Regions from separate parts of the Homo sapiens genome. Here all the other regions are linked to region 2. The links are chromatin loops, found by intact Hi-C in ENCODE. Cell type or tissue: B cell. All regions are shown on one strand.

Region 1 (8,000 bases), 200 kb after region 2:
CCAGAGTACGTTATTCACTGAATAATGTTAAAAACAGCAATAATATCTGAAAATTTTACCTGGGCACCAAGTGCCCAGAGAAAGAGGCACCTGGTGTTGGATGGACTTGAGTGTCAGGGCCCTGGGGTGAGCAAGGGCTTGGAGAACAAGTGACTTCAGACTGACCTGTGAGGGAGAGGCCCCTTCTTAGGAGGCAGGGCCCTGACCTCGCTGCCCAACAGAAGTTGCCCAATCTCTGTGGCTAAACAAAGAGAGCTGAGATGAGGAAACCAGAACGTCCTGGGGAGTGAGCGCAGAGCACAGAAAACACGGCGACGCCAGCGGGGCTGCAGCTGGGAGTGCTCAGCCAGCCGGCCTTCTGTGTAGGAAAGCCCTGGGGGAGCTCAGGGACCTGTGAGAAGAAGCACAGCAGCCTGAGCCTTTTATCCCCAGGAGCTTCAGAGCTGCACAGGCATCCTCTAATGTCAAGGCCAGAAAGAAAGGGGATGTGAACTGCTGCGCTTCAGCCAGGACACTTGCCTCATCAGCTGTTGTGGAGGCAGGTCTGGAGGCAGAAGGAATGCTTGGGCCACGGATATGCAGGGGCAGGATTAGAAGGAAGGATTCTCAGCACGCGGCCAGGGCTTTAGGGAAGGCTTCGTGAGGGGAGGACGTGCTCTGACTGCTGTGGGCTCTTCCCCCAGTGTCTTTCCTCTGTTGTCCTCTTAGCGCATCCCAGGCTTTACTACAACAACTTCGCTTAGATTAGGGACCTAGGGCAAGAACAGGGGGTGAACACACTTTTTTGTTTTTGAGATGGAGTCTTGCTTTGTCGCCCAGGCTGGAGTGCAATGGAGTGATCAGCTCACTGCAACCTCCGCCTCCCAGGTTCCAGCGATTCTCCTGCCTCAGCCTCCCGAGTAGCAGGGATTACAGGTGTGCGCCACCACGTCTGGCTAATTTTTGTATTTTTAGTAGAGACGGGGTTTCACCATGTTGGCCAGGCTGGTCTTGAACTCTTGACCTCAGGTGATCCGCCAACCTTGGCCTCCCAAAGTGCTGGGATTACAGGCATGAGCCACTGCGCCCGGCTGAGCACACTTTTTTTAAAGAACTGGAGGCAATGCTAGCTTTCCAAGTGCCTGAGATGCCAAGGTAAGCTTTTAGCGTCTTTTGATCCTTCATTGGTTCAACTAGGGATTCTTGTCTCCACACTTAGGTCACATCAGATGCTATTGTGTAGAAAGGTGTCTCATTTTGGATAAATCTTAAAGGTACAAGAGAGGAGAACACTAGCAGTTTCCTGACACCACTCAGAAGTCTTGCTTCTAATTTATAAGTTGGTAGCTAGGCCCATTTTGTAGTCAAGAAGTCCCTTTTCTTGGCATCGTGGCCTCTTTCCTATTTGGAGGGGGAATGGGGTGGGTTTCCTGCAACCTGCAGCACTGTCACCGTCATTACCCTGGGACCAGAGCAGTCCCACTCTTCACTGTAATGAAGCTCACGCACAGATGATCGTCTAGATTCCATCTCCAAACATTTTGTTCTGCCACCACCCAACGACCCAGTCTTATGTTCTCCCAAGACCAAACCCCTGGACCTACACACAGTCCTCTCTCTCAGGCAGTCTAGAATATTCAGCAGAATGCAAGAAGTCATGAGGTATAAACCATGGTGGGATTAGTAACTTACAGGACACAACCTGGTTACTCAGTGCAGCTTGACACAGTTTATCCCAATGGTAAGGTCATTACCATGGCCTTTGCTTCCTTCTTTCCTCCTCCAGCCTCTGTTCTTGGAGAAGTCCAAGTCAGCTCCTGGAGTTTTCCTGACTATAGGACTTTGCTTCAAAATCTAGTCCAGGCAACCCGTTGAAATGGCAATGCAGTCCTGGTTTTTTTATACTCAGAAGTTTCCTTGAACCAGTCCTTTACCTTCCTGAGAACTTCCTTTACCGCAACAAATTCTTATCAGCTTTCTCTAACTACTATACCTCTGGCCCATTACAAGTACTGCTTTCTGCAGCCCCTCACCCTAGCTAAAACCCCCTGGAATGATATTCTAGCTCTCCGAGAGTGTGCCTCACTTTTCCTTTCAGCCCTTTCCTCTCAGACACTTCCTACATCAACACAACTGCTCTGCCAATTGTAGGATTTTCCCTTGCTTGTCAGATGACCCTGAAAAGGGCATGTGAAGTCGTGTGAGGCACATTTCCTGTGCTTGGGATGCATGCAGCCCACAGGATGACAGTCCCACACATAGCCCTCTAATAGCCCATGGTACGTGCTGTACTAGTGGAGTGAAGCAAATGCTTTGGGAGAACTGAGAAAGAGGGATAAATTTAGCCGATAGGAGCTGAGGAAGGCTTCCCAAGGGCTGTGGCAGTGGAGCTGGGCTTTGAAGGGTGAGCAGAGTTTCTTTTTTTTTAAGATGGAGTTTCGCTCTTGTCGCCCGGGGCTAGAGTGCAATGGTGTGATCTCGGCTCACTGCAACCTCCGGCTCCCAGGTTCAAGCAATTCTCCTGCCTCAGCCTCCCAAGTAGTTGGGATTACAGGCATGCGCCACTACGCCCGGCTAATTTTTTATTTTTGGTAGAGACGGGATTTCTCTGTGTTGGTCAGGCTGGTCTTGAACTCCTGACCTCAGGTGATCCACCTGCCTCGGCCTCCCAAAGTGCTGGGATTACAGGCATGAGCCAGAGTTTCTTAGTAGAGAAAAGAACGAGAAGGAGATCTAGCCTTTGGAAAAGCTGTCAGTCATTTAAAAAAATCATGCTCCTCTTGGTAAATATAAGGTGTTCTCATTTAGCACCCTGATTGCTGAGATTTGGATGTAGCTTCCTAATGGGGCGTGCATATCTCCTTTGAGAGTCACTCATTTATCAGAGCTGAAAGATGACTGTAGGTTATTATTTCTATAATCCATAATGAAATCAGAGAGTCCTCCCCTACCTTACACATTCACACAAACCGCTCTCCCGACTCTTCAGAGAGACCATGGGAGTGCAGAATCCTCCTGTGGCTGGTGTCAGGGACGTGGGCTTGTGCGCTAAATGGAAGCAGTTAAGACCTCAAGCCTGCATCTTTTGAGCTCGGGACCACAGCCTCCATGAGCCAGCAGCTTCCTTGTCTTTGCATAACTGCTATTTGTTTTTCATAGAGCGCTGACAATGCACGCTGCCCGACGTGTGAAGACATGGTCTTGCCCCTAGGCCTCTGGGAACCTGAGCTAGACAGACACTCAGCTCTGGGTGCAAACACAGCTCAAAAAACAGGCAGGCCGAGCCCTGAGGTGTCAAGCCTTTGTTCCCTTCTTTGGAGGAAAAAAAAATGAGCTAACTAAGTGACTTCTCTGGATAAGAGGGAAGCAGGAATCCTCTTAGAGCACAGGTACTAAAGAACGTCTAGGCATGGAGGAGGAAGACATGTAGAGAGGCAAGTAGGGAATGCAAGGGGAAGAAGACAGAGGGAGGGAGCCAGGCCCGGCAGGACTGTGAGGGAAGAGTGCCATCTGCTGAGCCCCCCGTGGGCACACAGGCACACCGCCACCCCCACCCCACCATGTCCCCTGGGCATGAAGCTCACGCACAGATGATCATCTAGATTCCATCTCCAAACATTTTGTTCTGCCACCACCCAACGACCCAGACTTATGTTCTCCCAAGACCAAGTCCCTGGACCTACACACAGTCCTCTCCCTCATGCAGTCTAGAATATTCAGCCGAATGCAAGAAGTCATGAGGTATAAACCACAGTGGGATTAGTAACTTCCCAATACCCATGGACCCAAACCAAGCTGAGCAGGTGCCTGTGGAGAAGGCTGGAAAGTCAAGGCAGCAACCATCGCTAAGGATGGTCTTCTTTAGGAGGCAGTAGGACATCGTGTAAGAGACTGTTCTTACTAGCCACGTGCTATGGACAAGCTGCTTGGCCTTTCTCCACCCCACATGCCTGTGGCTTCTGGAAGGGCTTAAATGAATAGCACCTGGAAAGAAAATGCCAGTGTGGGGCCTGGCACATGGTGGAGGTACCATCATTGCTCCTTCCAGAGAAGAAAGGCCATTTTTAATTAATTAATTAATTTATTTATTTAATTTATTATTATTATTTTTTGAGACAAAGTCTCACTCTGTCACCCGGGCTGGAGTGCAGTGGCGCGATCTCGGCTCACTGCAAGCTCCATCTCCTGGGTTCACGCCATTCTCCTGCCTCAGCCTCCTGAGTAGCTGGGACTACAGGCGCCCGCCACCACGCCCGGCTAATTTTTTGAATTTTTAGTAGAGACGGGGTTTCACCGTATTAGCCAGGATGGTCTTGATCTCCTGACCTCGTGATCTGCCCGCCTCAGCCTCCCAAAGTGCTGGGATTACAGGCGTGAGCCACCGCGCCCGGCCTATTTATTTATTTTTGAGACAGAGTCTCGTTCTGTCTCCTAGTCTGGAGTGTAATGTCGCAATCTTGGCTCACTGCAACCTCTGCCTCCTAAGTTCAAGCAATTCTCCTGCCTCAGCCTCCCAAGTAGCTGGGATTACAGGTGCCTGCCACTATGCCCAGCTAATTTTTTGTACTTTTAGTAGAGATGGGGTTTCACCATATTGGCTAGGCTAGTCTTGAACTCCTGACCTCAGGTGATCCACCTGCCTCAGCCTACAAAAGTGCTGGGATTATAGGCATGAGCCACCGCCCCCAGCCCATTTATTATTTAAAATGCGTGATGAGATTTAGAATTATAGAGAAAGACCCAGAAAAAGGAGAAAAGGATACATTTTCATTTTTCTTAGGAGCCGCAGATATGCTTGATTTGACATAGCTGTCACAGGGATTTTGCTCATTAGCATGGGGAAACTATTCCTAGTGTGTCAGAGCACCCCCAGATTGGGCCAGCCAGGGATGGCAGGGGAGGAGGAGTGAACCTGGGAGTGCTGGGCTGGGGTCCAGTTGAAACTCTGCCACTGAATTGCACGCTTTGGACATGTCACTAAGCCTTTCTGGTCACACCTTGCCTGATGCCTTTTGTCCCTTTCACCCTGATTCTGTGATTCCATGAGGCCTGTTTAGCATCCCTTGGAAGACCCATGGATTGATTCACCAATCAGCCGATCAGGCGATCAATCTGTCTATCTACCTAGTTCACCTCAGGACCTTCTATGATTGCAGTGACGGAGAGGACCCGGTGTGCCAAGGGTGTGCTGCAGACACATGGGTCCTCTGGTTTTGAGGATACACAGATCTTTACAAGGATCAGAAGAGACTCAGGCACTTTGGGTTACGGGTGACAGAAAGGAACCTAAAGCATCTGAGACCAAAAGAGGGAGTTTATCATAAAGTGTCAGGATCTCTCCCAAGAACCACACAACAGGGAGATCAGGGAGGTCATCCAAGTGCCTGGGCCAGAACCTCGAGCCCTACCAACCCAGACAGCTCCTTCCCTCTGCTTTTCTGGGGCTGCCTGGCCTCTCATTTTTGCTTCTCCTGGTGCATCTTGGTTCATGTAGTCCGTGGAGGTTGAATAGCAACAGTGAATCTCAGTTCCAGATTAATGGAAGGGAAAATCTGATTGGCCCTGCTTGGACAGGACTCCCGCCCCTACTCTACCCAGCCTGAGCCAGATATTCCTGGACCGGATATAATGTCACCAGGCTACCTCCTAGGTGTGTGGAATTGGGGGTTTCTCAGAGAACGGGAGGTTGCGACTGCCCCGACACCCCACAGAGTGTTGTGTTAGGATGCAGGTTTCACTGACGCAAGACGCCAAATAATAACAGCTTAGACCAAAATGGAAGTTTATTTCTCGCCTGTGTGTAATAGTCTGCGTGCAGACAGTCCAGGGATAATACAGTAGCTCCACGGTGTTTGGGACCCAAGCTCCTTCTAGCTTGTTGCTCTGCTCCTGGGATATGTACCTTATACACATGATTGAAGATGCTCACCACAATCTCCACATTCCAGCCTGGGAAAAAGGGAGGGAGGGGATAGAGAAGACAGGTGCCTTCCTTTTAGGGCCACAATTCTTCTTGCTAAGTTCTCATTAGCCAGACCTTGGTCATACAGCCCTGCTGCTGCAAGACGGATTGGGAAATGCTGACTTTAGCTAAGTGGTCATGCATCCCGTCAAATATTCTACTATCCTGCAAGAAGGTCAAATAGATATTGGGGGGCAACCTCCTACAACAAGTAATAATGGCCTCGCTTCCTGGAAACTCATGGAAGTTTTTCTCTCTTCTGACTTCTAGCAGGTTATTTATTGCCAAGAAAGAGGTATGGTGGGTATGGGAAGAATATCTACAGGGAAATGCTTCCAAAGGTGTAACCAGGAGGAGTTTAGACTAAATGATTTCTAAAATCCTTTCTTACTTTTATGCCACTTCAAGAAAGCCCTGGGAGCCGGGCACAGTGGCTCATGCCTATAATCCCAACTTTGGGAGGCTGAGGCAGGCAGATCACTTGAGGTCAGGAGTTCGAGACCAGCCTGGCCAACATGGTGAAACCCTGTCTCTACTAAAAATACAAAAATTAGCTGGGTGTGGTGGTGTGCCCTTGCAATCTGAGCTATGCAGGAGGCTGAAGCAGGAGAATTGCGTAAACCCAGGAGGTGGTGGTTGTAATGAGCCAAGATCGTGCCACTGCACTCCAGCCTGGGTGACAGAGCAAGACAAAAAGAAAGAAGGAAGAAAGAAAGAAGAAAAGAAAGAAAGAGAGAGAGAGAGAAAGAAAGGAAGGAAGGAAGAGAAAGAAAGAGAGAGAGAAAGAAAGAAAGAAAGAGAGAGAGAGAAAGAAAGAAAGAAAGAAAAAGAAAGAAAGAAAGAGGGAAAGAAAAAGAAAGAAAAGGAGGAAAGAAAAGAAGGAAAGAAAGAAAGGCAGGCAGGCCTGGGGTTGATGTGCCTCTTCCTCTATCGTAACTTAGGGCACAGAAAAGGAAGTTCTTGGGACAGATTGCAGAACTGAATTTGGTAACACAGAGTTCTTTAAAGAATAGATGTCCAGCCTAGGTGCCGTGGCTTATGCCTGTAATCCCAGCATTTTGGGAGGTTGAGGCAAGTGGATCACCTGAGGTCAGGAGTTTGAGACCAGCCTGGCCAACATGGTGAAACCCCGTCTCTACTAAAAAGACAAAAAATTAGCCAGGTATGGTGGTGGGTGCCTGTAATCCCAGCTACTTGGGAGGCTGAGGCAGGAGAATCACTGGAACCTGGAGGGCAGAGGTTGCAGTGAGCCGAGATTGCACCATTGCACTCCAGCCTGGGCAACAAGAGCGAAACTCCGTCTCAAAAAAAAAAAAAAAAAAAAAGAATAGATTTCCAGTGCTGTGGTTGTCCTTGTCATAGCCCAGTTCTGCTAAACAAGGTTGAGTTGAAGTTGTCTCCTTCAGACTCTAGAGCCACATATTAAGTCCCTGCCTGGTAACCCCCTCCTGTGGCTGGGCTGAACAGAGTCGCTCAGAGCAGCTAACCCACCAGTGAAGCTGTGGTGGGCATCTGCTGCATGCAGGGCCCTGGGCTGGCCGCTGTGGGGACCCACGGGGGCAGAAGGCTGTGCTCGCTGACCCTTTTCCTCTCAGCCACCAGGCTGACCTCATTTTCCGTTGAGACTTCCTGTTCTCCAGTAATTGCTTGGTGGGGCAAGAGGCTTCAGTTCCAAGTCAGCAAATGGGATCTGAGTCATGATGTATATGGTAAGTGTGCCTCTGGCCACGGGATCTTCACCAGCTCAGCACTGGGTGCTGGGCACTGGGGACTGGGCAGGTGAAGAGGGCTGCCAGAGGGGCTGTTTCACTCACGCAAAAGCATTGATTCTGTGTCTGCTGGGTGTCTGGCAATGTGTGTGTGCATGTGCACTTGTCAGGATGGGGAAGGCAGGAGGATGGAAATGACTCTGCAAAGTTAGAGCTCAAAATGGACTTTGTAGCTTTTGGCCCCAGTGATGCCAGATGAATTAGGCTAGTAGGACAGCTGGGAGTGGAAAGAGGCCCAGACTCAGAATCGACTTGGATCATGCTCTAGCTACAACAAAAATGTGTGACCT
Region 2 (8,000 bases):
GATGATCCTCGAAAACACCATGCTAAGTGAAAGACGCCAAACACAAGGATCCATAACATACTTTGAGTCTATTTATAGGACATATCCTGATTAGATAAATCCATAGAGATGGTAAAAAGTTGGTAGTTGTCAGGAGCTGAGGGTTGGGAGAAATGGGAAATTGTTCCACGGGCATAGAGTTTGTGACATGAAAAGCATTCTAGAAATTGCACAGAAATGTGTTTGTATTAACACTACTGAACTATACACTTAAAAATGGTTAAGATGGTAAATTTTGTTATGTTTTTTACAATAAAAAAATCCCATCCACGAATGGCTGGTCCCAGAGATCAGGCAGTCCAACCACTTGTTTTACATACACATGGGGAACTGAAGCCCAAATAAGGTTAGCTATTTGCCCAAAATCACAGTTGGTCAGAGGCAGCGGTGGGAGCAGTCACAACTTCTACTGCAAGTCTAATGCTCTTTCTACTTAATAAACCCTCCTGTTGGCATAAGCCTCTGAAGCTCAGAAACTGAAAATTTCTTTTTAATTGTAAAAAGAAAAAGAACTTAGATAATGTGCAATTAAAGAAAAAATACGCTGCCTGGCTGGAGGAAGGGAAATGCAGAGTAACTGCTTAATGGGCACAGAGTGTTCTGAGGTGATTAAAATGTTGAGTAACTTGATAGATGTGGTACTTACAAAACATTGTGAATGTACTAAGTGCCACTGAATTGTACTTTCTAAAATGTTAATTGTATGATATTTGAATTTCATGTCTATTTAAAAAAATACATCTAAATTTATCTCAACTTTTAATCCAAATTTTTTTTCTTTTTCTTTTTTTGAGATGGAGTCTCACTCTGTCACCCAGGCTAGAGTGCAGTGGCACAATCTCGGCTCACTGCAACCTCCACTTCCGGGGTCAAGCGATTCTCTTGCCTCAGCCTCCCGGGTAGCTGGGATTACAGGCGCCCGCCATCATGCCCAGCTAATTTTTCGTATTTTTAGTAGAGATGGGGTTTCACCATGTTGGACAGGCTGGTTTCGAACTGACCTCAGGTGATCCTGACCTCAGGTGATCCATCCGCCTCAGCCTCTCAAAGTGCTGGGATTACAGGTGTGAACTACCACGCCTGGCCTTAATCCAAATTTTCTGACTCATACATTCCCATCTTATTTTTCAGCTATGGGTGTTTTATCTGTTTCAATGTAAATATACATAGAGAACAAAGGTAGAAACTCGAAAGGTCCAAAAAGCACGCATTTTGGAATTAATTCCCATTCCTTCCCAATCTGCCTCTCCAAATGCTGCCAATGGTCCTAGTTATCCATTCTTCCAGAAATGAATATGAATGTTTTCAATCTACTTGCTTAGGAATCTGTATACATTCTCAATCAGAATTCTTAAATTCTGAAATTTTTCTTTTTCTCATTCTCTCTACTTTTTCATTTTTATTTTTGAGATGGAGTCTCGCTCTGTCACCCAGGCTGGAGTGCAGAGGCACGATCTCGGCTCATTGCAACCTCCACCTCCTGGGCTCAAGTGATTCTCTGCCTCAGCCTCCAGAGTAGCTAGGACTACAGGGAAACCCCTTTTAGATAATTAAATCTATCTGGGTCTTCTCACTACTATGTCATCCTCTTTAAATATTTTCTGTCTTTTTTGTGTGTTCTGTTGCTCATTTCTTCGTAGTTAATATTCCTGTCAATTCAATTCAGTCTGCTGTTTAACCGTTAGACCATTTATGTTTGAATTTTAATGTTCTTATTTCTAGAAGTTCTTCAGAAGCTTTTAAATTATGCCTGTCTTTTTTTTCTTTGGTGTCTTTTTCCTTCAATTCCTTCTTTTCTCTTTATACACTTCATATACACTTACAAATATCTTTACTGACATCATTATGTAAATAATTGTTTGTAATCACTTTCAGACTTGTCCATGATATCCTTAATTGTTGCAGTGCTATTTTCTGGTTGTGTCTATTCACCTTCATTGGTGTGATTTGTAATTTAATTGTGAGGTCATCTTCTTTGGAAACAGTTTTGCCTCTGGACACTGACCAAGGAACTGTGAAAATGTCCCCGGGAGTTTTCTTTCCGTTCCTGATCAATTATCATGTATGTTCTTCGGTTTGGGATTCCTGTACCAAGTAGATGGTACAAATTTATGTTATAGCGCCATCTACATATGAGATGGAAGAATACCAAACAGGCTGGGCACCGTGGCTCATGCTTGTAATCCCAGCAGTTTGGGAGGTCAAATCGGGATGAGGCCAAATCAGGATGAGCTCAGGAGTTTGAGAGCAGCCTGGGCAACAAAATAGACACTGTCTCTACTAAAAAAAAAAAAATTGTTTTTTTATTAGACAGGTATGGTGGTGAGCAACTATAGTCCCAGGTAGTGGGGAGGCTGAGGTGGAAGGATTCCCTGAGCCCAGGAGTTTGAGGCTGCAGTGAGCTATGATTGTGCTGCTGCACTCTGTCCTGGGCAACCGAGTGAGACCCTGTCTCCAAAAAAAGAAAAAGAAAAGATTAGTTTACAGAATAATTAAGAACACTGGTAGCATTTGATGTGAATTTCTATTTTTCATAGGTCTCCCCTCTTATCCACAGTCTTCTGCACACAGGTAAAATTCCTTGCAGCTTTCACTGGCTAGAGCACTGAGGTCTCTCTTTTCACGGATAGTTCAGTTTTTTGACACAGGCTAAGTTCTAGCTCCCCTCTCTACCTAGTTCTAAGGCTTTCTGTCCTTGCATGGACATTAAAACTAGCATCAACTCCTCAACCAATATGTGGTCTAAAATCCCAGAGTATAAGTTCCTGTTTTGGCTTTGAGTTATCTCTGCTTATTATCTGGAGGTTAACCTTTCTTTCCTTAAAGCTTAGACACGTATTGGAAAAAACTTTTATTATATTCCACATTTCAGTTTGTTGGTGTGGGACAGCCATTCCACAGGGGCTTATTACCCCACTATGTTACCCAAAGCTCCTCAATATAGTTTTTAAAACAAGTAAACCATTGTATTTTAGAGTAATCTTAGGCATGCCAGACAAACTGTTGACAACCAAGTAAGTATCCAAACCAGTGGAAAGAATCTCAAGATGTACACATAATTATTACCACATAATTCTCCTTAATTCATTCAAACACTTATTATTCAGTATTAGACACTTCCAGTAGAATGTGATATCTAGCACTTGTTCATAGTACTAGGTATATAGTGCTAGTTAGCACATTCTAATGGAAGAAAAGAGAGTATCAAGAAGCCTGACTAACTAGGATAAAGGTATTGCCATAAACAAGAGTGGAAGTTGGATAAAGAAATTAGAATTTGCAGGACAGAAATGATCTGTTCATGTTTCAACATGCTAACCGTAAGCATTTCAGAAAACATGCAAGTGACTATATCCAGGTGCTGTAACACTGTATTCCAATGATCTGGAATTAATCAGCTCAGCAGTATTAACTTTAACAATTAATAAAGAATATATGCCACAGTGATAATTTAAAAATATCCAATTTCACCAAATAAAAAATTTATACAAGGTAACTTACTACAGGTTCTTCTCTGAGTAAAAACAGATCCTCTAAGATACCAGGGGTCCCCAACCACTGAGCCACAGATCAATATCAGTCCATGGCCTTTTAGGAACCTGGCCACACAGCAGGAGGTGAGTGGCAGGCGAGCAAGCAAAGCTTCATCTGTATTTACAGCCGCTCCCTCACTGCTCGCATTACCACCTGAGCTCTGGCTCCTGTCAGCAGCATTAGATTTCTCACAGGGCCATGAACCCTACTGTGAACTGTGCATGCAAGGGATCTAGGTTGAGCGTTCGTTATGAGAATCTAATGCCTGATGATCTGCCCTGTCTCCCATCACCCCCAGATGGGACAGTTGAGTTGCAGGAAAACAAGCTCAGGGCTCCCACTGATTCTACATTATGGTGAGTTGTATAACTATTTCATTATATATTTTAATGTAATAATAATAGAAATAGAGTGCACAATAAATGTAATGTGCTTGAATCATTCCAAACTTCCCCAGCCCCACCCCCGCACCAGTTCATGGAAAAACTGTCTTCCATGAAACCAATCCCTGATGCCAAAAAGGTTGGGGACTGCTGCTCTAAGAAACCTGGGATTACAAAGGCATACTCCAACACTTACCAAAAGCTCTTTACAATAAGTAACGGGAAATTTCTGCATTAAACCTATTTCTGTGAAAGGAATGATAGATCTAGCTATTTGGGGATTAATTTCTGATGTTATGGGAAATGGAACTAAAAGTATTTTTTAAGTGATAACTGTCACAATATAATCTGCATCTGATATAAAAGTTGCAGGGATATAGCAAAGCACAATACAAATGAAAAAAATAGGTAGTTTCTCAATAAACCTTAATCTCATTTTAACCACTAGAGGGCTACCTTGACATTTGATTTCTGATTCCTTAGCCACTCTTTTTTTTTTTTTTTGGAGACAGAGTCTCACCTAGGCTGGAATGAAGTGAGGTGATCTCAGCTCACTGCAACCTCCGCCTCCTAGGTTCAAGCGATTCTCCTGCCTCAGCCTCCCAAGTAGCTGGGGTTACAGGTGCACGCCACCATGCCCGGCTAATTTTTGTACTTTTAGTAGAGACGGGGTTTCACCACGTTGGCCAGGCTGGTCTCGAACTCCTGACCTCAGGTGATCCAACCTCAGGTGATCCGCCTGCCCCGGCCTCCCAAAGTGCTGGGATTACAGGCATGAGCCACCACACTCGGCCATAACTTCTCATTTCAATACTTACCAAGAAATAATTATCAAATCACTTTATATACTAGAGGACTTTGTGGGCAAGGAAATATGCTAATACAGTAACAGTTGGAAGGACTGTTCCCTTCTTAGGCTGAACAACCAAAGTGAAACTGGTAGACCTGAAATTTAAAAAATCAAATTCTCTCATACTTCTTGGTCAGCTTTTGTAATACTGATGAACTTACGTTTTAAGTGTTCCAGACGTCATAAGTTCAGTCACCAAAACAATGCACTTCTTTCCTTTTACTGTGGATTCCCAGGAATCATAAAATCTAACAATATTGGGATGCTGAAGACCTTTTAACATTTCAGCTTCTTCTTTAAATCTCTGCCTCTCAGACTTTGTTAATTTTCGATCCTAAAATCAAAAACCAAAACAGAATGTGGTTTAAAATGATAAAACACCAAATCAGACAGTTAATCTTAGACACTTAAACATTACTAAATCATGATCGATGGTGTTTAAAAAATGCAAATGCTGAAGTTATAAATGATAGATTTGGATTATATACATTCATGCTTGAGATCATTTTAGTATCTTTACTGTTAATGTGTAACTCAGATATAGTCTCATTTTTGTAAGGTGCAGTTAACTTTCCATATCCAACATAAGTCATCAATTGCTAGACATGCAATTTAATGTCAGGAAATGAACATAGGCTTTGGAGGCAAAGACCTAAATATAAATTCCAGTTCTATCTTTGCCTTGATTAAAATCAATCTATCTTTAACCAAAACATTGTTTTTATTTTTGTTTGTTTGTTTAAAAGACAGGAAGTCACTCTGTGACCAAGGCTGGAATGCAGCGGTGCTATCATAGCTCACTGCAGCCTCAAATCCTGGGCTCAAGGGATCCTCCCACCTCAGCCTCCAGAGTAGCTAGGACTACAGGCATGTGCCACCTTGCCCGGCTAATTTTTTAATTTTTTGTAGAGATGAGGTCTTGCTATGATGCACTGGCTGGTCTTGAACTTCTGGTGATCCTCCTACTTTGGCATCCCAAAGCCTGGGATTACAGGTGTGAGCCACTGCATGAAGCCTAATTTTTTTTTTCTTTTAAGCAATAACTTAAATACTCAAGTATTTGTCTTCAAGTCAGGAAAATTCTCAGTATCTCTCTAAACACTGTCTCCTCTCATTCTCTTTTTTTCCCCTTCCAACTCTTCTTTTCTTTTTAAACAATTTTTAAATGTGTGTGAGTATGTGTATAACTTTAGTTTATCCTTAATATCCTTTAATTTCTCTCTCATTTTCCATTTCCTTCTGTATGCTACTTTCTGGGCAATGTTTTCTGATCTACCTTCCTGTTCATTAATTTTTCTCTTCAGTTATTACATCAATTATTAATTGAACTTTAAGGTTCTCACTCTGTCGCCAAAAGTACCCAATAAGGAATGTAATAAAAGGAAACCAAGTTACTACTCCTGTTTCTACTCTGCCCAATAGCATTAAAACCAATGGATACTATGTACATGCCTCTTACATAACACTTAATCACAGGCAACATTATATTGACTCTTATCCCCCATAGAATAAGCCCTCAGAGGCTTTTTGTCATGAAAAGGCAGTGACAAGATACCTTTTTGTGTTCTATCTTTAGCACCTGACAACCTAGCATAGTGACTTGTTCAACAGCCATTTGTTGAATGAATTCCATAAATGTCTTTTCCCCTCAATACCCCTTTAAAAGTGTGTGTGTGTGTCCTTAATAAGCAGTTAGCATTTCCCCAAGGATAAAAAATTCCTGTGACTTAAAAGAAAAATGAGAATTGAAATTGGGCCTCTGAGTCTCAGTTAAGTCCAACACAACCCATACAGAATGATCAACTTGCAAAGGTCCCAGCTTTTGATTTTTAAAAATGGTTTGTAAAAGCTTATTGTAAAAAAGCTGCCAACTACTTATTTATAGCAAAGCATAGAGGGAAAAAAACGGGGGACTTCTTTGCCATCAAAAATCCGTATTTAATTTTCCTTGAGAATACACTGAATGACAATCTAAAAATTCCATAGAAATATTTAGAATATTTTATCTCTAATTTGCCCAGAAGACATCTATACTATAAATACAGGCTACTTTATATAGCTAAGTGTTTTTATCCTTTCTGAAAAGTATTATTTATTTTAAGGGATCTGAGAACCCCTGCTTAATGTTTGAAGTTAGAAATACAGATGCATGACAACAGATTATCATCAACAAAGCAGGAAATGGGGGAAACCTAAACAAATAATTTGGGGCTTCTTTCAATAGTTTGTCTACTTGTTCCATCTATAACTGAATATTGTTTTTTTTTTAATCTAGGAACATTTCATAAAATATCTTAGAGAAGTACATAATTTTAGCACCCAAAAGACTTTAAGACAATAATAAAGTAGATCAAAACTAACATAAGACACAGATCAGAAGGAACACCTGGGGTTTTAAAAATAATTTTTGCCAAGTATTTGCCATTTACTAGTTGGCTGCTTCACTTCATTTAATCCTCAGAAAAATGTTGTGAGACGAACTGACTCACAAAATTTTATTATCTCCCTCAAATTCACATGAAAAACAGAACTAAGAGACAAATGAAGATTTGGTTCAAAGCTCATGTTTCAATGACAACAAACAAACCCTAAATATTTTGCAAAACTTCTAAAATAATTTTCTTCTCAGAAGATCCACGTTTGTTATTATATAATAATTATTGAAAAGAAATAGGAACTTTATACTAAATTACAGCTGAAGGTAAAATAAGAGGAACCATATATTGTTTAAATATTACCAACTGTCAATCAAATTATCATGAATACAATGATAAAATTTTAAAAGACCGTATCAAAAAGTAGCATTAAAACATCAAGTGAGACTTAGAATGGATTAGCCACTGTTGCTTTTTAGAACCTTCTCTTCACCATTATGGAGCTGGATATTCCTGGGGCCTTAATATACTATACTATCCCAATTGCAGCATTCATTACCTTCAATATAAACTAAAGCTGATACAGCTAACCCATTCTATTCATTTCGTTCATTTCTTTCCATCTACATTAAGTTGTTTTGACAGGATAAATGAGCAAAACCAAGGATCCGTGTCACATGACCTCTTCATAACATGCACAGTTCCAGGCTGCTGGGGGTGGGGTGGGGGTCAGGCAACAACTAAAACAATTGCTCATCTCAGTACTACCCAAATTACAGTGCTCAGTAGATTATCCACTGATGTAATTTCTTCTGGAGT
Region 3 (8,000 bases), 50 kb before region 2:
TCTGCCACCCGGGCCTGGTAATGTACCCCAGCTACATACACTGCTTCCTGAGGAATAAAATAGTGAGCTTCTTCTGGAAGTACTAGTCCAGGTCTATAGTCACTGTAAACTTGAGATGGTTCAAACATAGGATGGACCTGTATCTCACATGACTCTCCAGTTACTCTACTGGCTGTAGTACCCAACATAACTACGGCCTCTGGTGTCCAGTTAGTTGGGCTGCCACCAGGTGGAAGAAGACTTTGGCCAACAGTCCTCAGCAGGGGTTGGAAGTGGTGAGTTTGGGCTTCCAGGAAGGAGGTGCTCTTACGCCGCTGGGAAATGGCTACTTTCGGTGGGCAGGTGGGAGGTGGTGAAAAAGAAACTGGACGTTCATGAATAGTTGGGAAAAATATCTGTGATTCTGGGTATGTTGGGGTCCCCCCACACGGATGCGCCATGGACTGAGGCTGTATCAACATGAATAAGACAAGTAATTCATACATTCATATGTGAAATTACATCAGACATGCACAACTGGGTAGTTCTGTGTAACCCTATGAAATGGTTACACTAAATTTATAATTAATAAATAAATAACAATGCTTCTGGAAATTATGTGCATAGTAAAAATCCATTAAATACATCCAGGGCCAATGAAATCAATCTGTGGGCTCTTTGCTTTAGATAAGAGCTGCTTTTCCATAACTTTCCTCTCTCAAAGGAAATGGAAGAATTAAACTTTGTAAGTAATTATTTCGTTTTTACCCACACTTAAAAAGTTCACTCTTAAGCATTAATGTAAATTACATCAACAGAAAAAGAGTTAAAGGAAGAGTAAGAACTAAAACAAGGCATAAAAGCCCGACTAGTTCTATACTGTAAGAAGTGTGCTTTAATTTAAACTATTGAACTAACTTTCCCTATATTCTTATTACCCTGTGATATGTTAGAGGCCTTCAGTTTTATTTTCTTATCAATTAATAGTATGCCTTCTAACCAGAAATCAGAAGAGATTTTTGGTGGATAGTAAAAGATATATAATTTGACTAGTGACAGTAATGTCTTTCTCCTATCTCTCCCAAGCTAGATGATTAATAGTTTTATTATATTTTTACTACATGAAACATGTTACAGAGTTAAATCACAAAATGTCCATTTTTCTGATCATAAATAAGAGTTGCATAACCATGAAATTTCTTTTTTCTTTTTTTTGAGATGGAGTCTTCCTCTTTCGCCCAGGCTGGAGTGCAGTGACAATCTTGGCTTACTGCAACCTCCGCCTCCTGGGTTCAAGGGATTCTTCTGCCTCAGCCTCCCAAGTAGCTGGGACTACACGCGTGCGCCACCACGCCCAGCTAATTTTTGTATTTTTAGTAGAGACACATTTCGCCATGTTGGCCAGGCTGGTCTCGAACTCCTGACCTCAGGTGATCTGCTCACTTCGGCCTCCCAAAGTGCTAGGATTACAGGCGTGAGCCACTGAGCCCGGCCGTAACCATGAATTTTCTGATTCTGACATCCTGGTGTTCTAATCAACTGAAAAGGGTAATATAAATGACAGCCAATTTTATTTGATAGCACTTTTTATTCTAGAAGCAGTTCTAGATTTAAGACTAAATTTAGAAACACAGCTTGCCAAATGCAAACAATATACACTATAATAATTCATTACCCGCTGGGCGCGGTGGCTCACGCCTGTAATCCCAGCACTGTGGGAGGCTGAAGGGGGTGGATCACAATGTCAGGAGATCAAGACCATCCTGGCCAAACATGGTGAAACCCATCTCTACTAAAATACAAAAATTAGCTGGGTGTGGTGGCATGCGCCTGTAGTCCTAGCTACTCGGGAGGCTGAGGCAGGAGAATCACTTGAACCCAGGAGGCAGAGGTTGCCGTGAGTCGAGATCGTGCCACTGCACTCCAGCCTGGCGACAGAGCGAGATTCCATCTCCAAAACATAAATAAATAAGTAAATAATAGTAAGAATTCACTATCACAGCCTCCCCCGCTTTTTAAAAGAATTCAGTTTCATTCTTCCATAGGGAAGATCCTTATCGAGCTGGCAAAGTAGATCAACTGTTCACAATAGCTAAATAAGGATTTCTATTTTCAGTCAGAATGCTCATTTTATTGTTATTTACTCATGGTATGTCTCAAAGCCATAATAACACTGTATAGTTCTTCATTCTCCTAAGTAAAAATCTGAAAATTCTGGGGTTGCTAGTTCAGAAAGTTAACTATATTCTTTATTTGGAAAAGCAGCAAGGACCCACATGCTTAAAATAATTTTATAAGATAGATCTTTTATAAACATTAATGGAGCCAAAGAAAGTCATACATACTATATATGCATCTAATGCATTCATTAGAGCTACAGTCCCACCTTAGGTTGAAACCTAAGGAAAAAATACTTCCATGGGGGAACATTATGTAGTTCTTTGGTTTGCTGATACATCATCTTACATAAATGATTAAATTAAAATAAATGTTCACTCCAAGGTTATTCTTTGCTGACTAAGGTTATTAAAAAAAAAAAGGACTCATCCAGTTTTATTAGTGTCTCCTTAGAATAAAGTGAGGAGAAAAAATGTTTGGGTAATGTTTGATAAAATTTGCTTTTGATTAAGGCAATAACTTTAAAATTAATCCTTTTAAAACTAGAATATGAAAATGAAAGAATTTTATGTCGATAGGAAACAGGAAGATATAATGAAAGGTAAATTTTATTGGACACATGCTGGTATGTGCCAAGGACATTATAGGTATTCTCTCTCATTACCTCCTTGCTTTTTATTCCCCCTTAAAGCCTTATTACAAAAAAGTTTCCTACAGGAATAACTGGTATCCTAGAAGCATAATATAACCAAGTTTAGTCCTGTTCTTTATTCAATTTTAATTAAAATTCTTGTTGCCTGGATGTATTCATTGGTAATAATTGTTCATTTGTCAGAAGTTTACAGTTACATACAGTACTGACAAAGAGGGAAGGCAGGCTGGAGCGTCGGTGCTTGCGCTGAGAGGCAGAGTGCATAGGCAGGACACTCTCCAATGCTTTAGAAAGCTTTTCGGCAAAAGTTTCCTCGGGGCAGTCCGGAGGAGGGAAGGAGAAAGAGGTGCAGACAGTACTGGCGGTGGGGTGGAAGAGCACTGGGAGAGATGCGGGACACAGAGGCAACAGCAGAAAGATGGGAACACAAACCGACATGCTACGGCCACGACGAGGCTCAACACAAAACAAACACACACATGAAAAACACAGTACTGTGAAAACAAAATAAACAAAAGTACAATGATAACAGGGCATAGTTGCATGAAGAAATGTTCCATCCTCTCCCAATTCCACAAAGTCAGTTTTTTTTTTGAGGAGAGCTATAACTCAACATAGCACATCTGACAGATCACAACTATTCACAACTATTCTGCGTTGTCAGTCAAGGACAGGTTTAATGAATGATCATGATAATGATCAGTTATCATGCTAAATATTCTGAAATAACACCAAGTGTTACAAGTGTATGAATTTAAGAATGACCAACTGACTGAAGGGTGCAGACAGGGAAAACAATGAATATTAGCTTGCAACTTTGGCAAACTTAAGATTCAACAAGAATGAATTCTATTAGTTTAAAGTACATTAAAAGATACAGAGAATTTTAAGATTGGATTATTTTGCAAGAGCTCTGGAAACCTCAGAAAAAGATTCTCATTTCTATTTTAGAAGACATGAGATGGAAAGTTGTTGGCTCACAGTATTTCTTATACTTGCCACTCTTTATTTGTAAAGGTAAAAAAGTCATGATCTACTAGGAAAAAGTTTAGCTTTCTAGAAGAAATTCACAACTGGATATAGGAAATATTTTGTACTTTTACAAAGTAATCAATGGGAGAATATCTTCAATCTGAATCTCTAAATAATAATTTAGGCCGGGCATGGTGGCTCACACCTGTAATCCTGGCACTTTGGGAGGCCGAGGCAGGTGGATCACTTGAGGTCAAGAGTTCAAGACCAGCCTAGCCAACACGGTGAAACTGTGTCTCTACTAAAAAAAATACAAAAATTAGCTGGGCGTGGTGATGGGTGCCTGTAATCTTAGCTACTGGGGAGGCTGAGGCAGGAGAATCACTTGAACCCAGGAGGTGAAAGTTGCAGTGAGCCAAGATCACGCCACTGTATTCCCACCTGGGAGACAGAGTGAGACGCTGTCAAAAAAAAAAAAAAAAACTTAAAAAAATGTTCAGGCACAGGGTTTAATATGGCTATAAGGCAGTATGATCAATACCATAAAGGTTGTCTTGAATAAGACTGTTATTTTCCTTTTAGATGTTGTGAACTATGAAACTATGTTTTCATTTCCAAAACTTGGCTGTGTAGAATGCTTTGGGCCAAATCTGTGGCCCACCAATACCAAGTATTTACATATCATCATATGATTGTTTAGTTTCATTCCTGTTTTGATTTCTCTCTAGCCTTATTTCTTTTATTCTAATTTCTAAAATTTCACTTATAATTTGTCCATATTATTGTAAGCCACATTCCTGAAATGAGACAAGAATAGAATTAGACAAATTTTTAAATTCTCAATATTTAATAATTCTTCATAATACCTCCATAGAATACTGTCATTAAAAAGCAAGAACGTCTGCTTTTAGAGCATCAATAAATATAGCTAGATTAATGGCTCAAATAATATCTTCATGTCATTCTACTTGCTTTCTAAAATAGAGACCTAATGCTCCCCCATGATGAGTATAGACAAGAGAAAATTTTAAAAAAAAAGTCTTAGCAAAATCTAGTTATAATAATCCAGAAAAAAAACAATTAAAGGTAGAAACTGACAAGAAATGCTGACAAGTAATATTTGTCAGAACACAGAAATATATTTTCTGTGCAGTCTTTATAAAGTTCTTCTATTCTACCCTCAATTATTTTAAAGACAGAAAGTAGATTGTTTTAAAAAGTTAGTATATTAGTTTTTTATTTGTGTTACTGTGGCCATTCATTTTGAGACCTAGCCAAAGCAGGATTAAACGGACTCTGAAACAAATGAACATCTTTTATTCCAAGCTGTAGGATAAAAAATCGAACAAGCAGAAGTATTTTCTTAACAGAGAAAGATTTTCATTTAAAGAAGAGCAAGAATTCCACAAAGTTTAGATTAAAAGCTTTCTGAGAAGGGGAAAATCTGTCTGCTTAAAGATCTCACTAAACAAGTGCTGTACAGTGACAAGTTACTTATTTTCTAATACCTTTCAGAGGCAGATGACGTATTTTATTTTCCTCTGAGGTCAACAAAAGAAATGGGGTATTATCTGATGATCTACTTTAACATTCTCTATATGAGAAACAAGAGTGTCTAATGTAAAACACAGGATAATTGTGTGTGTGTATGTGTATACAAGCATAAAATGTTTCAGGAAATAATTTCTATAAGTTGATTCTGAAAATAAATCAGTAATAAAACAGTTACCAACTAAAGGGAAAAAGCAAAAGAACATATACTGGGGAAGGAACTTGTGTCCAACACAGACTTTAAAAGGCAGGAACACACACAGCAACTGATGATTAACTCAACACAAGCGCTAAATTAAACAGTCATTCAAATAAAGGATTCCCTCAATCTAGAGTACTCACATGCAGCATTCTATAATGGTTTGAAGGTCTTACCTGTGTTTTGTACAATAGGGAATCTTACAGGAAATACTTAGTAATCATTTTAACAAGCTTTTGAAAAACTCTTCTCGCCCCACCCGCAAAACATTTGTATGTCCAGCTTTTGTTGCTGTGAATAGTTTCAACATCTTAAGTGCTAAAGAGAGCGTTCCCTTTAGTAAAAATGCAGACTAATCTAAATCTTGCACATAGCTGCTTCATGTAGGCAGTTCAGCTAATGCCCACACATTAATGTCTATATCCTACTCTATAATAAGGCTTTAGAGACACAGCATTTTATATTTTCTACTTCAGACTCATACTGTTACTTGGTTTGTACAAAGAATTTTAATTTAGCAGACTATCCATTGGCTCTCATTGTAGTATTACATGCTCTTAAGCATTTACTTACCACACTTGAGGGTGGATATACCCCATGGGGCTGAGACTGTGCTTGGACAGTAGAAGGTATATGCCCTGGGACTGTGCCTGTAGAATGTGCCTGTTCATGTTGGGAACCATATGAAACTGTCTGTTGGCTGCTCACTCGAGATTCTGTGAAGACAGAGGATCCCTGACCACTGTCAACCGTCCCATCAGCTGAAGGAAAAATGAATCGCCAAAAAAAAGAGAGAGAGAAAGACAAATCACAAAATGGAGGTTCACATTTTCTCATATTTAGACCCATTATATTAGGGGTAACTAGTTATTCCTTGCACAGATTTGAACTAAATAAAAAATGAATTGTAGCCATATTCAGTAGATTTCTATATTTAAATGAGGAATCCATATGGCTATCACAGAATCTTACCACCTGAGGAGTAAGGGAAACAGCATGAAACACTATAAGCCTTAAATTTGACACAGCTTTCAAAGTCTTAATTATGGAGGCCAGGAGGTTCTCAGTATTAAACAAGTAATTAAATTAATAACCAGTGTTCTCATTAGTTTTTAGTCTATATACCATTCAGCTTTGCTAAAAGAGCTCAACCAGACTGATGGGTTCAATTTTAGTAGCCAAGCTTGTTCATTCTTCATTATTAAATCTGTTTTATTTAAATAAATTGTGAAAAGTAGAAATCTACAAATTGAAACCTCCAAGATGTTGAAGCTTATAAAATTATTTTGTATCCTAATCACATTTCCTTACCACCCCATCCTTCTATTCTCCTAGTCACAGATATAAGAATAAAGAGAAGCTAGACGACAACCATTTCAAATTTTGTATAATAGTAGGATTCATAATTCAAAACCAAAAAGCCAGTGCAAAATAACAAGAAGCTAAAAAAACCAATTAGGAGAATCATTAGCCTATCTGTCCACTTCCCAAGATACGTACATAACACAGATATACTGGGTTGCTGGTACTGTAGTTGTTGATGTTGATCTGCCTCAGGTTCTTCAGGTTCTACTTGTGTAGAAACTGAAGCTGAAGTGGTAGAAGCAGTAGGTATGCCGGTGCTAGCAGAAGGGAGCTGCTTGATTCCTGTCTGGGAAGCACTGGATTGTTCTACCTGCTGTTTGAGACTGCTCTCTTCCTGCTTTTTTTTTTCTTGCTCCTCCCGTACCAACTGCCGCTGCTCTCGTTTCCTCTTAATTAATGATACTCTGTCTTTGATAGCTTTAGCCATGGTCTTGTGATCACCTTCACAGACATACCCAGACTCTACCTACAGAATAAAAGGGTAAATTAAGCAGTAGTATATTGAAAGAAAACAACACCCCCCACCACCACCCCCCGCCAAAAAAAAAAAAGGCATTGTAAAAAAAGTAGAGAAGAGGAGGAAGAAAGAATTCTCTCAGGACTGGCCTTAACCGAACTGTAAAATCTGCATTATGCATTTCCCTACCATCTTTGTAGATACTTGAGGGGTGGGTACCACCATTTTTGCAGAAACTCGAAGGGTAGGTATACCTTCACTCCTTATAACAAACAACGAAACAATAGGGCAACTAAAACCTCAGTTCCTAAACCAAGTAAGGTACTCTGTTCTATTCACTGTATTTCCCCCTCACACGTAACCACTAACATTAACCTGTGTTGATTTCACTTTCTTTTACAAGGCAACTACTTAATCTGCTAAAACAACTGTGGTACGAATATGAAGATTTAACACTGCTCCTCCCCTCCAAAAAAGCAAAAAAGCTCAGACAATACAAACAGCTAACAATTAAACATAAGTAACTCATACCTGATCTCCTCTCAGAGGCAACTACCACTTTTGAATGGTTCTGATAAATCCGAGTAGAGATATTCTGAGTTATCTTTCCATAATAATCAGCTATTTTGGGCACTATGGCAAGCATAAATTTGGGGAAGGGTTTCCTTATGGAAGAGTGATCTTTTAGACATACTTCAAATAATAAT

What was found. Peaks named below come from ENCODE experiments on the same cell type or tissue, not always from the same donor. Only the 100,000 strongest peaks of a DNase experiment are listed, where the experiment ranks them.
Region 1: it touches region 2 in a loop (14-fold over the local background); 14 of 110 quality-filtered maps call a loop at or near these places.
Region 3: a loop joins it to region 2, with 1.9 times the contacts of the local background. A loop is called at or near these places in 14 of 110 quality-filtered maps.

The regions. Positions count from the first base shown.
Region 1 is chr12:609,996-617,995 of GRCh38, reverse strand. All of the region lies in intron 1 of NINJ2 (ninjurin 2), which reads left to right. Among named protein-coding and RNA genes, the nearest start is that of NINJ2-AS1, 17 kb to the left of the region's middle. RefSeq lists an enhancer at 7,564-8,000. In B cell, CTCF peaks have their summits at 2,676, 3,215, 3,479 (motif pointing left) and 6,891; DNase peaks (open chromatin) are centred at 3,495, 6,895 and 7,385.
Region 2 is chr12:810,782-818,781 of GRCh38, reverse strand. WNK1 (WNK lysine deficient protein kinase 1) reads right to left here. Exons shown (of 28, transcript NM_018979.4): 2 at 4,968-5,140. Among named protein-coding and RNA genes, the nearest start is that of WNK1, 62 kb to the right of the region's middle. In B cell, CTCF peaks have their summits at 2,132, 2,148 and 4,401 (motif pointing right); DNase peaks (open chromatin) are centred at 390, 2,161 and 4,421; H3K27ac peaks cover 3,075 bases.
Region 3 is chr12:860,315-868,314 of GRCh38, reverse strand. It overlaps WNK1 (WNK lysine deficient protein kinase 1), which reads right to left. Exons shown (of 28, transcript NM_018979.4): 7 at 6,972-7,302; 8 at 6,045-6,232. Among named protein-coding and RNA genes, the nearest start is that of RAD52, 85 kb to the left of the region's middle. In B cell, no CTCF peak of the experiment used is centred here; no DNase peak of the experiment used is centred here; H3K27ac peaks cover 484 bases.